Regions from separate parts of the Homo sapiens genome. Here region 2 is linked to region 1. Evidence: chromatin contacts called from ENCODE Hi-C or POLR2A ChIA-PET data. All regions are on one chromosome and are shown on one strand. Each heading gives the region's core, a stretch centred on a gene start or an enhancer-like site at or near the end of the contact. The rest is flanking DNA. Distances are from core to core; before and after follow the strand shown.

Region 1 (5,236 bases), core at 55-2,554:
TTATTTTGCACAAAAGGCAGAAGAGACTAAGTCTGCATTAACGGCAAAGAAAGAAAGCCCCTGCTCAACAGGCATGACAGCTGATCACGCACCTATTCACAGTCTTTAAATGTCTTGATCTTACAGAAGGATTTATTATAAAAATGATCGTATGGTTACTACCTAAATTCACAGAGGAAGACCGCCACCATCTACAGGAAAGATGCACCCTAGCAATGCACCCAAACATGAAAGACTGATTTGCAGGAGTTGCCCCTTTCTTGTTCCTTAAAATGATTTCAAGTCCTAAATCGCAATTTGGTCGTGAAGACACTGAAGACACTGACCAAATTTTCTAAGGGTAATCTCTTGTAAACAGGTAAGACACCGTTTGCAGGAAGTGGGAAGGCGCTTTAAATTTACCTTGAGAACTGTAAAATGAATAAGAATATTATGACTCACTGACATTTCACACATGTGAAACATCCATATTACAAAAAACCATTGCCTCATAAGTGGATACCCTTGACAAGCAAACCGCCTAGGGGGAACACTCCCAAAGAACTTAATTAAAAGTAATTACCCGGCCTGAAAATGTGCTTTTGTTTTAGAAACTGTCTAAATACCAGCGGGACTTTCTCTTGCCCGATTCCAGCCTGAGGACAACAAATTGGTCAACGGCGGAAGTTGCCTGACGAAATGACTGCAACATGAAATCCAGTTTTATGATCATAACAAAACCTTCCTTCCGGGACCAGGCAAAAAAAAAAAACTTGAGAAACGTCCTTCAGAATGCAACAGGCAATTGTGAGCCCCCCATTGCCAGCCAACGAGAAACGGCTCGGCCCCGGGGACTCGAGCCCTGTGGGAGGGACGACCTGCTCCCCGTTAGAAGCTCGGGGGGCCACGGGCCACCCGCCGGCCGCCCCGCCCCTAGCACTGACCTTCCGCAGGGCCGAGACCAACAGTCCCCGCCATTTCGGACTGTTCTCCTCGCTGAAGAACTCGTAAGGCTGCGGCGCCTGCTGCATGGCCCCGGCGACAGCGCCTCCGCATCGGGGGCAGCCCGCGGGCCGGGCCGGTGGCCTGACAGGCAGGGCGCGGGCCGCCTCGCCTCGCCGGCGGCCGCCGCCTCCCGCCCGGGCCGAGGCTACGGCCGAGGCGGCTCGGAGGCGGCGCCGGCGGGCTGGCGGAGACCCCGGGGTCGGCTTCCTCCGCCGAGGCGGCCCTCGCCTCCCGCAGCGCCCGCAGAGGAAGCGCGGCGACCCGCAAGCCCGGGCGACCCCGGGCGGCGACCTCCTTTCCCGGCGGCGCTGGCCCGCTTCTGGGGCGGCTCCTCCTCCTTTGTCTGGGTTCGCGGCCCGTCAGGGGTACAGCTGGCCCAGCCCCGCCCCGACTCCCGCTACGGCCGCGGCGGGCGGTGAGCAGCGGCGGCGGCGGCGGCGGCTGCTCGTCTCCTCATCGCCTCCTCCCCGCCCTCCCAGCCGACAGCGCCGCCCGGCCCTGCCCACTCGAGTCACCTCCACAGAGCTCTGGGGACCGACCCGGAGTGCGCGTCGGGCGAGCGAGCCTCGCTATGGCGCGCACAGCGCTGGCCGCCGTTGCTGCCCCTTTAGCAGCAGCGCAGAGTGCCTTGGGGTCGCCGCTGAGCCCTGAGTCCCAGCAGCCGAGGCTCGGCCCGCCCCCTCGGCCCGGCGCTCATTATCCCGAATAGCCCAAGAGGCCTAACACGGAGCATGCGCGCCGCGGAGCAGGCACAGGCGCCAGCCCGGCGCGGGGGTGCGGGGCCTGGGGCCCCGGGGGAGTCCGCTTTTCCCGAGACTGTGCTGGGGGCCGCTCCAGACTCTTCAGTTTGACTGCTTTTTACCCATATGCTCCCTCCTCTCGACCTGCTTAAGACAATCCGGACTCGGTGCCACTCTTGTAGCGCTGGAGCCCCAGGACTACCGTCGTGGGAGGCTGCATAGGGACGTGGAGAGAAAGGGGCATTCGGGCTGGACAGGATATTTAACGTATTTGTGCTCTACGTGGCTTGTTTTCATGAGTACCGTATGTTTACACAAAGTAGGTACTATATATAATATATCGTTAGGAGATACAGTAACTATTTCTTAGGGTGATGGTGTGGGGACCGAGAGATGAGGCGTGGAAAGCCCTTAGCCTGGTGGTAGGGTCAGAAGGGGCAGATGACAGTGACGTTGATCAAGCTTGAATTGAAAGGTCCTTCACTTGCACGGGCCCCTGTGCGTTCACAAAATCATATCGTTTTTACAAAACTTTCAAGATATTTTCGAATTGTTTTCTTAATCGTGTCATCCAAATTGTGTAGGCTTCAGGTCCTACAAAACCTGGATCGGCGTCTAGGAAACACTCATTAGCAACCCAGAAAAGATCCTGACAAGCTTTTCAATCCAAAGAGGCATAGGCTCTGGTAACTCATTACCACAAATTTCATCCCACTAAAGAGGCTGAGCACATTACTTTTAACAGGTTGTAAAGAAGATATTTTACTCCCTGTCCCTAGCCACCAGCAGTGAGAAAGGGAAAAGACGAACAGGGTACAAAAAATAAGTCAGTACTACAATTCAGTTCCGGCATCAGTAGCTGAGCAATTATTCTCCCCAAAACATGCACCACTTTTTCATTTGGGCAAAATCAGAATGGCAGAGTTGGAAAATAAGATTATTTTTCTAATCCACTAAAGTATCCACTAAATCAAGAACATCCTCTAATAAATGGCCATATCCATTCACATGTACTTGGGATAAAAGGTGGGATGGTAAAATGCTTGTATTTCTCCCATTAATGTTTCAGTCTGTGAGAGCGAAGACTTTGGCTTATATAGAGGGTCCTTACTTTTCTCTCCTGTTCCCAGACTCCAGCTATAAACTACTGTGATGTCAAACTACTAGACCATGTATGTTCTCTTTACTCATAGGAGAGTAAACTTGTTAGAAATCTCATTCTTGGCTAGGAATATCAGAAGGCTTTTCTGGGCCAAGTCAGGCCTGAAGACATATTTTGTTTAGCTAAGGCTGTATTTAAATTTAATTGTTAACATTTTAAAATCAAGAGGCTTCATATAAAAATGTATATTTTCAGCTTCTCTTGACAAAGATCTGGCAACACTGGGACCTACTGCATTCGTGCAAGAGAGTAATCAGCAGGCACCGGGTAGTGGCTGCCCTCTTTATAAAAATATGCCATCCATTTCCAGTTGGCTATACTTCCCACCTGGCACTCTTCACCCTTTTATGTAACTTGCCTAGTCTCTACAGGCATCTGAGTTCTGATGTCTGGGCTGAGCAAACAGAAATATGATCCACGTGCATGTGGAGGATAGTCCAAGAATGACAGCAGTAAAAAGTTTCCCATTCAGGGCCGGGCGAGGTGGCTCACACCTGCAATTCCAGCACTTTGGGAGGCCGAGGCGGGTGGATCACCTGAGGTCGGGAGTTTGAGACCAGCCTGACCAACATGGAAAAACCCCCTCTCTACTAAAAATAACAAAACTAGCTGGGCAAGGTGGCGCATGCCTGTAATTCTTAGCTACACGGGAGGCTGAGTCAGGAGAATCGCTTGAACACGGAAGGTGGAGGTTGTGGTGAGCTAGATCACGCCATTGCACTCTAGCCTGGGCAACAAGAGCAAGACTCCGTCTCAAAAAAAAAAAAGTTTCTCATTCAGACAAATGGGCTATCTAGAAAAAATGTTGGATCCATACCCTATACAATACACTAGCAAAAACTCCAGATATGTCAAAGATTTAAATGTAAACAATAAAACCATACAATGATTCATTTATAACCTCAGAACGGAAAAAGACACTTTCACTATGACACAAGATCTAAAAGACCGATAAATTCAATTTTTATAAATGTATGAGCCGGGCATGGTGGTACATGCCTGTAATCCCAACAACTCCAGTGGCCGAGGTAGAAGCATAGCTTGAGGCCAGGAGTTGAAGACCAGCCTGGGCAACACAGTAAGACCCTGTCTCTTTAAAAAAAAAAAAAAAAAAAAAAAAAAAGGGCAAAAAAAATCACCAGATAAGCCAAAAGGAAAATGACAAACTGGAAAAAATAGCAGCAACTCATTTTTGTGGGTTTTTTGTTTGTTTGTTTGTTTGTTTGAGATGGGGTCTTACTCTAACTCAGGCTGGATTGCAGTGCAGCGGCATGATCTTGGGTCACTGCAACCTCCGCCTCCTGGGCTCAAGTGATCCTCCCACTTCAGCCTCCCGAGTAGCTGGAATCACAGGCACGTGTCACCATGCCCGGCTAATTTTTTGTATTTTTGGTAGAGACAGGGTCTCACCATGTTGCCCAAGCTGGTGCAATTCATTTTTGTAGTTAATTTCAGTAAAATATAAAAGAGCTCCTACAAATTAAAAGGCTAAAATTCAATAAGAAAAACAAAGGGGCCAGGCACAGTGGCTCAACACCTGTAATCCCAGCACTTTGGGAGGCCGAGGCAGGAGGATCCCTTGAGCCCAGGAATTGAAGACGAGCCTGGGCAACATAATGAGACCCCATCTCTATAAAAAAACTTTTTAAAAAATTTAAAACAAAAAAAGAAAAAAGAAGACATACAAATGGCAAATGGGATATGACAAGGTGCTCAACATCATTGATCATTAGAGAAATGCAGATCAAAACTACAATAAGATATCATCTCACCCCAGTTAAAATGGCCTATATCCAAAAGACAGATAATAACAAATGCTGTTGAGGATGTGGAGAAAAAGATAATTCTCTTTTGGGGGTTATACTGTTATCATTTTTCACCTATTAGAATAGCACAGATGAAAAAGTTTGATTACACACTATGATGGTGAAGATATGAGGAAACAAGCATTCTAATATATTGTAAGTGTATTAGGACTATAAATTGTTTCAACTTCTGTCAAGGGGAACTAGATAATATCAAAGTTTCTCTTTGACCTAGCAAATTCTAGGAATATGTCCTGTAGATATACTTGCTCTTACATGAAGTCACTTAGAGACAAGGTTATTCATTGCAGTGTTGTTTATTATACCAGAAGTAAAGCAAAACAAAAAACGCCCTAGAAATAAACAGTTTAAATAATCATCAGTAGGAATAGGGGACTAGTTCAATAAATAATAGTAAATCCATACAGTGGAACCTATAAAGTTATTTTAAAATAACCAGGCCTCTGTGGAACATTATCTAAGATATGCTGCAAAATGAAAAGTGCAGGATGTATAGTACTGCAAGTATGGTTCCTCATATATAT
Region 2 (5,803 bases), core at 1,801-4,300, 860 kb after region 1:
CAGAGTGATTAATTTTTTAGTTCCAAGGATACTTTGTAGGGCAATTCAACATGGACTATAATTAGCAGTTTAAAAGTGAAATCAAAATATGAATAAAAAACTAGCTGTGAACTCAAGTTTTGAAAACTTTCAAAATTAAATGTCATTTTCAAAAATTTAAATTCGACTGTTCTGAAAACAGTGGTGTGTGCCCAGTTAGGCTTCAATTTGTGCTAAATGAAATCCCCATCAGTACTAATATGATTTAATAGGTTATATGTGAGAATAGAATGACTGTAAACATGGATCACATTCAACCGGGTTAAGGAGTTGAGAAAACTTTCACTGATTGCTGAAAATTAATGACATTTTTTTCTTGCTGTAAACAAAATATCAATGTTCCAGCCTTAACTCCACAGTTGGCCACTTGCAAAAGCTACCCTTTCTAGTCTCCAAGGAATTCTGGGAGACTCTGAGCAAGGCCACAGCTGAGGCCTGGACACTATCTTCACTGCTCCATCTCATCCTTGGGTATGCAACTCAGTGATGTAAAGAAAAGCTCCTTCCAACCATCCTGAATCCCTGCCCTGCACTCCACAGCCCCAACTAAATGGATCATTTAAAAAATGAAAAGCAAATTCATGCACATCTCCTCAAGAGTTGCTCCCTTCCTTCTAAGCAGTGTGGGCATATTATAAGGATCTTCTTCCTCATGAGGCTTATTTCGTTTATGTCTGTGTGTGTACAGGGAGCAATAGATAAATACAAAAAATAACATAATTAAAATATATAGCATGCCACACAGGGATAAATACTACTGAGGAAAATAAAGCTGAGAGGGAACTAGCGGGTGTCTGGGTGGGTGGCGCTGCAAAGATGATACCTGAGCAAAGAGCTGAAGGATGCAGGTAAGTGACCCATTCGGATCTCAGGTAACTGGGGAAGAGAGCTTCAGGCTGAATGAACACCAAATGCAAAGGCCCTGGAGTAGGGAGGTGCCTGGCGTCGTTTGAGGAACAGTAAGAAGCAGTGTGGCTGGAGCAGAGGGAGTAAGTGGGAGGCAATGAGGTCGAAGGGGCCAAAATGGAAGAGGTCATGTAGGACAGGCTGAGAAGCGTGGGAAAAATTGGAGGGTTTTGAGCAGAGGAGTGGCACGACAGAATATGTTGCTAAAGCCTCTTCGTGTCTAGCCATGGTGGAAATATCATCAAAAGAGACTGGAAAGATAAATCTGGTAACAGGTGTCCCAAAGTTTGCACATATAACTACTGAAAGAGGAAAGGGCTTGAATTCCGGAGAAGTGGGTGTGTGTATAGTTGGGAGGAGAAGGTTTCCCTAGGAGATGCACCTGTCTGGCTTCCAGGCCGCGACTGCGCAAACTCCGGTCCTGACACTCTAGTCTCAGGTCCCAACTCCGGAAGGGTTCAGGCCCAAGCCTGCACGTCGCGTTGCCATGGCGACCGCTGGCTGCCCTCTCCGCTCTGTCTTTTGAGCACGTGGCACCAGGACCCCGCGTTCTCTCCAGCTCGAGAGCCAGGTCTGGCCCAGAGCCGGGCTCATCAGTATTCCGCCTGCGGCGTCTCCCCGACCCTCCGCCGTGCCTCACCAGGTCCGCCTATCCAGCAGCGACAGACTCCCGCCGTCCGCGCGACCCCACCGCCCCCATCCCAGTCCCTCCCCGAGGGTTCGCAGCCCGCCCTGCCCTCGAGCGTGCCTAGCGGCCCTGGGCACTGGCGCGGCTCTACCCAGCTATGCAGTGCTTTCCCACACACTGGCCGCGGCCACTGGCTGCAGACCCGCCGCGGAAAGGGGGCGCCCTGAGTCCCGCTCGCAGGCAGCGCGCCCCGAGAGACCCGCTCTAAGGCATCCCCGCAACAACTCTGTGGGGGCATTCAACTCCCCCGTGCGCCGGTTAAGATTCCCCCATGCCTCCTGCAATGCACCAGACCAGGGAGGTAAACATCGAAGGCACCTGCATTGCGCCCCCACTGGGATGCGCTGTGCGCAAGAGACGGGGACCGTCTGCTGCAAAACCGGATGATCGGAGACGCAGGGAGTTAGGAGTGGGTTTTCTTAGGACTCACCTTATGTAGTTTCCACATGGCCCCCAGAGCCTTGACTTCGTGGCTGGAGTGTTTGCCCTCCTCCAAGCACTGGTAGCACACGGGCATCTTGCATTGCACGCAGTACATGCTGTGGTTCTCCAGCTCGTGGTCTGTGCAGGTGGAGACCTTGCGTGGGCTCAGCCTCCGGCTCACACGACCCTGGGCCGGGGGCACCAGGCGGTGCTTGGCTAGGGGCCCCCGGGGCGGGTGGCAGCGCAGGCGGCACGGATCGCAGTAGAAGACATCGCACTGTTCGCACATGACGGTGGCTTCCTTGGGCGCCTTCTCGCAGAGCTGGCACTTGAGGGCCGCGGCTTTGCTCTGCTGGTAGCGGTCAATTACCCCTTCCAGTACGCGATTCTTGGGGAAGCCGCGGAGCCCCCGGTCATCCAGGATGAGGCTGCGGTGACACTGGGGGCAGGTGATACAGGAGTTGCGGGGCACCGGGGCCAGGGCCGGTGACAAGTGGGTGGCCGGTGGCGGCATAGCCGGGGGAAACACGCGGACGCCGTTGGGGGACTTCTGGCACGGGGTAGTGGGGGCGCTGGCGAACCCCCCGTAGGAGCCATAGCCGCTGTCCGCCTCGCTGTATAGGCTCATCTTGTCCAGGTCCAGATAGTCATAGTCGGAGACCCCGGAGCCCGCGGCCCGATGGCTCTGGGGGGATTCAGACTCTGGGGTCTGCACCAGGATGTTGCGGGCGCACGCCTGACACAAATTGTGAGAGCAGGGCAGGATGATGGGCTCCCGATAGAAGGAGCCGCACACGGGGCATTTCAACTCCTCTTCCATCTCCTCCATGGGGACCGGTCTGGGAGGAGACAGCGACGGCTGCAGCGGGTGCCTGAGCTGGCGAGGTGGCCGACGGGCCCGTCTTGTCCAGCACCCTGGCCAGCGGCGGCGGCTGTGGTGGTGGTGCCTTCCCGCGCAGCACTGGCACGGACACCCAGAGAGGCGCTAGCTCTGTGAGCCGCAGCCGCGTAGCCGCCGCGCCGCGCGCCAGCCCGGACCGCCCCTACCTGCCCTCCTAGTCCCGCCCCGGCCCATGAGCAGCGGCCCATTGGGCGGGGGGCAAGAGATCGAAGCTCTCATTGGCCACCAGACCCGTCCGTCTCCTCGTCTCCGCAGGCCACAGGGGGTTCGGTAGAGTCTGAGGATAGGGCAGTCTTCGCTCGCGGCTGCAAGATCTCTGAAGGGGGCCGGCGTGCGGAGGCTAGGGGACCGGGAAGGAGGAGTTAGGCGGGATGATTCATCCTCGCCCGGCTTACTTCCGACCTCCGGTGCAGTCTCCCAGGAGCTGGGGGCGTGAGAAACCCCTCCCCGCAGCGAGTGGGCTGCCGGAGGGGGCTGGGGCTTCTCGCCAGCGTTTGCGTTTGGCTCCCAGCTCTGAGCTCCGCGCCCACCTACCGCGGGCGAGTGCTGCGCAGCACGGAGGACGCCCCTTCTCTTCCGCTGCTGGCAGCCTTCGCAGGCGTCTCACCCGGGCCTAGGCTTCTGCACGGCAGTGGGGCTTTTCTCCTTCTCCGTGAATCCGCTGACGCCGTGCCCTGGAGCTCCCCCATCCCGGGAGTCTGACGGCGCTGGCGCAAGCCCTGGCGACACTCTTGGCTTCTTTCATCCTGCGTCCCTCGTTTCCTAAAGAGCATGTATAAAGTCGATTTCCTAGTGTCGACATGAGATTCAACTGGGTAACCGATGGAAATGGTCAGCATTAGTCAGAATCTATGACCCCTTCGTTTCATGCTTTAAATTATAGCTCGGCCCAGAGGCCTCAGTGCCGTGGTGTGAACGTGCTTCCTTCCACGGATCCTTCTTCCTCCTCGCGGCCTCCCAAAGCACCTGGCTGAGCTTTTTCGAGGCCCGCTGGGCCTTTGGTTCGGTTGAGGCAAGAACAGTTTGTCTATTTCTGAGTGCCCGTAGTTTAGTAAAGCTCTGTAAATGAATCACTGTGTGACTGCGGAGTCTCAGTGTTTCACTCCAAACAGCATTATTCAACCCCACGTGCCCTGGGCATCTGCCATAGCTTACAGCATCGTGTGCCTTTCTGTTTCTTCCAACGAGGGGCATGGTGAGGCGGTGATTCTAGTGTTAGTCCCTGTACAAGGAGGGAGGGAGGGAGGGAAGAAGGGAAAGAGGGAGAGAGGGAGGAAGGAAGGGGGGGGGAAAGGAAAGGCGGAAGGAAGGGAAGAAAGGGAGGGAGGAAGAAGAAAAGGAAAGGAAAATCTTTGAGTCAAGTGACATTCTGAGGTAGTAACATTTGAAATAGTACATAGCCGGCTTTTGCTGAATGATTCATGAAGTAAAGGACAAAAACTCTTTGCAAGTTCTAGAAATATTCCAATTTTCCACCTTCCAGACAGGAGATAACTTGATTATATGCAGCTATGTTGATAATTTAAAAGTACTTTATTGTCCAGAAAAAAAATGGACATTTTATTACACTGCCCTTGTAGAAATTGTCCAATAAACTAGGTTATCTTTTCAACATCTTTAGTTGCAGTGAGAACAGTAGTTGATCATTGTGTGGGGGAATAAAGTCCCCATTGTTATTTAAAGCCATGTTAATCATAAATGTGACGTGATTTATTTTTAAGCTGGCTTTCAACTAGTTGAGACCAGAGCATCCAAAGGTATATGCACTCTGTTTACAGACATAGATAAAATTTCTTCAGGTATGGTTGGGACATTAGCTGCACTTGCAGGATACACTTAATTTATAGGTCCCAAGAGAAATTACTAATAATTATATTCAATATAGTATTAATTGAATTGTAATGAAAGTTAATTATTGAGAAAATATTAGAAAGGAGTGTCCTTTTATGGCTTTTGTATGCATTTGACCACAAGTCACAATATCTTGGACCAGCAAGGTGAGCAGCTGTTACACTTTGTATGAGTTTGAACTCTGCTTATAATAGTATATCATCTAAGAGATCTTATTAGCAGAAAGTTTATGCTTAGTTCAAAGTAAAGAAGAATTTTAGAGGATGTCTCATGGTGTAATGCAGTGTTGGGTTCGCAAAAAGAACAACACAGGTTTATAATATAGTCAATATAGAAAGATTTGGTCTATTATGAAGTCGCTTGAGATGATTTCATTGTTAGATCTGTTTGTTTAGGAATTAGCTAAATCAGTCAATCCTAGGAGAGCTCTTAAAATGACTCATTTGTTGAGAGTTCACCCTGTTCCAAACAGGGGATTTATTTATTTGTATACATTACTTGGTTAAATCCCTGTAATTACAAGAAGAGGTAGGCACAATTATTCCCATTTTACAGATAAATAAACTGAAGATAAGCAAAGACACTTAAGTACTCAAGGTCAAATATGGTGAGGCTGGGATTGGAACCCGGACACATATAAGTTTGTTCCTTTGTTCATTCATTCATTCATTCATTCATTCAACAAGTGCTGAGTTCTACTCTCTTCAAGCTCTGAATGTGATAAGTACCCAAAATGTTCTTTGTTAACTTCTATGATATTCTGCTCACCTTCTCTGAAAGTTTACTTTTTTTTTCCTTTTTTTTTTTTGAGACTGGAGTCTTGCTGTGTTCCCCAGGCTGGAGTGCAGTGGCACAATCTTGGCCCACTGCAACCTCCACCTCCCAGGTTTAAGTGTTTCTCGTGCCTCAGCCTCCTGAGTAGTTGGGACTACAGGTGTGCACCACCATGCCTGGCTAATTTTTACATTTTTTTTTTTTAGTAGAGACAGGGTTTC

Evidence for each region. A loop is a pair of places that touch in the nucleus more often than their neighbours do. ChIA-PET counts read pairs that join two places held with the same protein, here RNA polymerase II (POLR2A). Pooled maps may share reads with other maps.
Region 2: a loop to region 1 is called in a pooled map, with 18 times the contacts of the local background. The contact joins the promoter of TRIM9 here to the promoter of SOS2 in region 1. A Hi-C loop is called at or near these places in 7 of 50 pooled maps. POLR2A ChIA-PET finds 5 or more read pairs at or near these places in 3 of 52 experiments (BJ, T-cell and activated naive CD4-positive, alpha-beta T cell).

The regions. Positions count from the first base shown.
Region 1 is chr14:50,230,274-50,235,509 of GRCh38, forward strand. It overlaps SOS2 (SOS Ras/Rho guanine nucleotide exchange factor 2), which reads right to left and starts at 1,305. Exons shown (of 23, transcript NM_006939.4): 1 at 924-1,305. The coding sequence starts at 1,010. RefSeq lists a silencer at 897-1,976 and an enhancer at 2,127-2,216.
Region 2 is chr14:51,092,055-51,097,857 of GRCh38, forward strand. TRIM9 (tripartite motif containing 9) reads right to left here and starts at 3,051. Exons shown (of 13, transcript NM_001387360.1): 1 at 2,064-3,051. The coding sequence starts at 2,885. RefSeq lists a silencer at 3,043-3,112.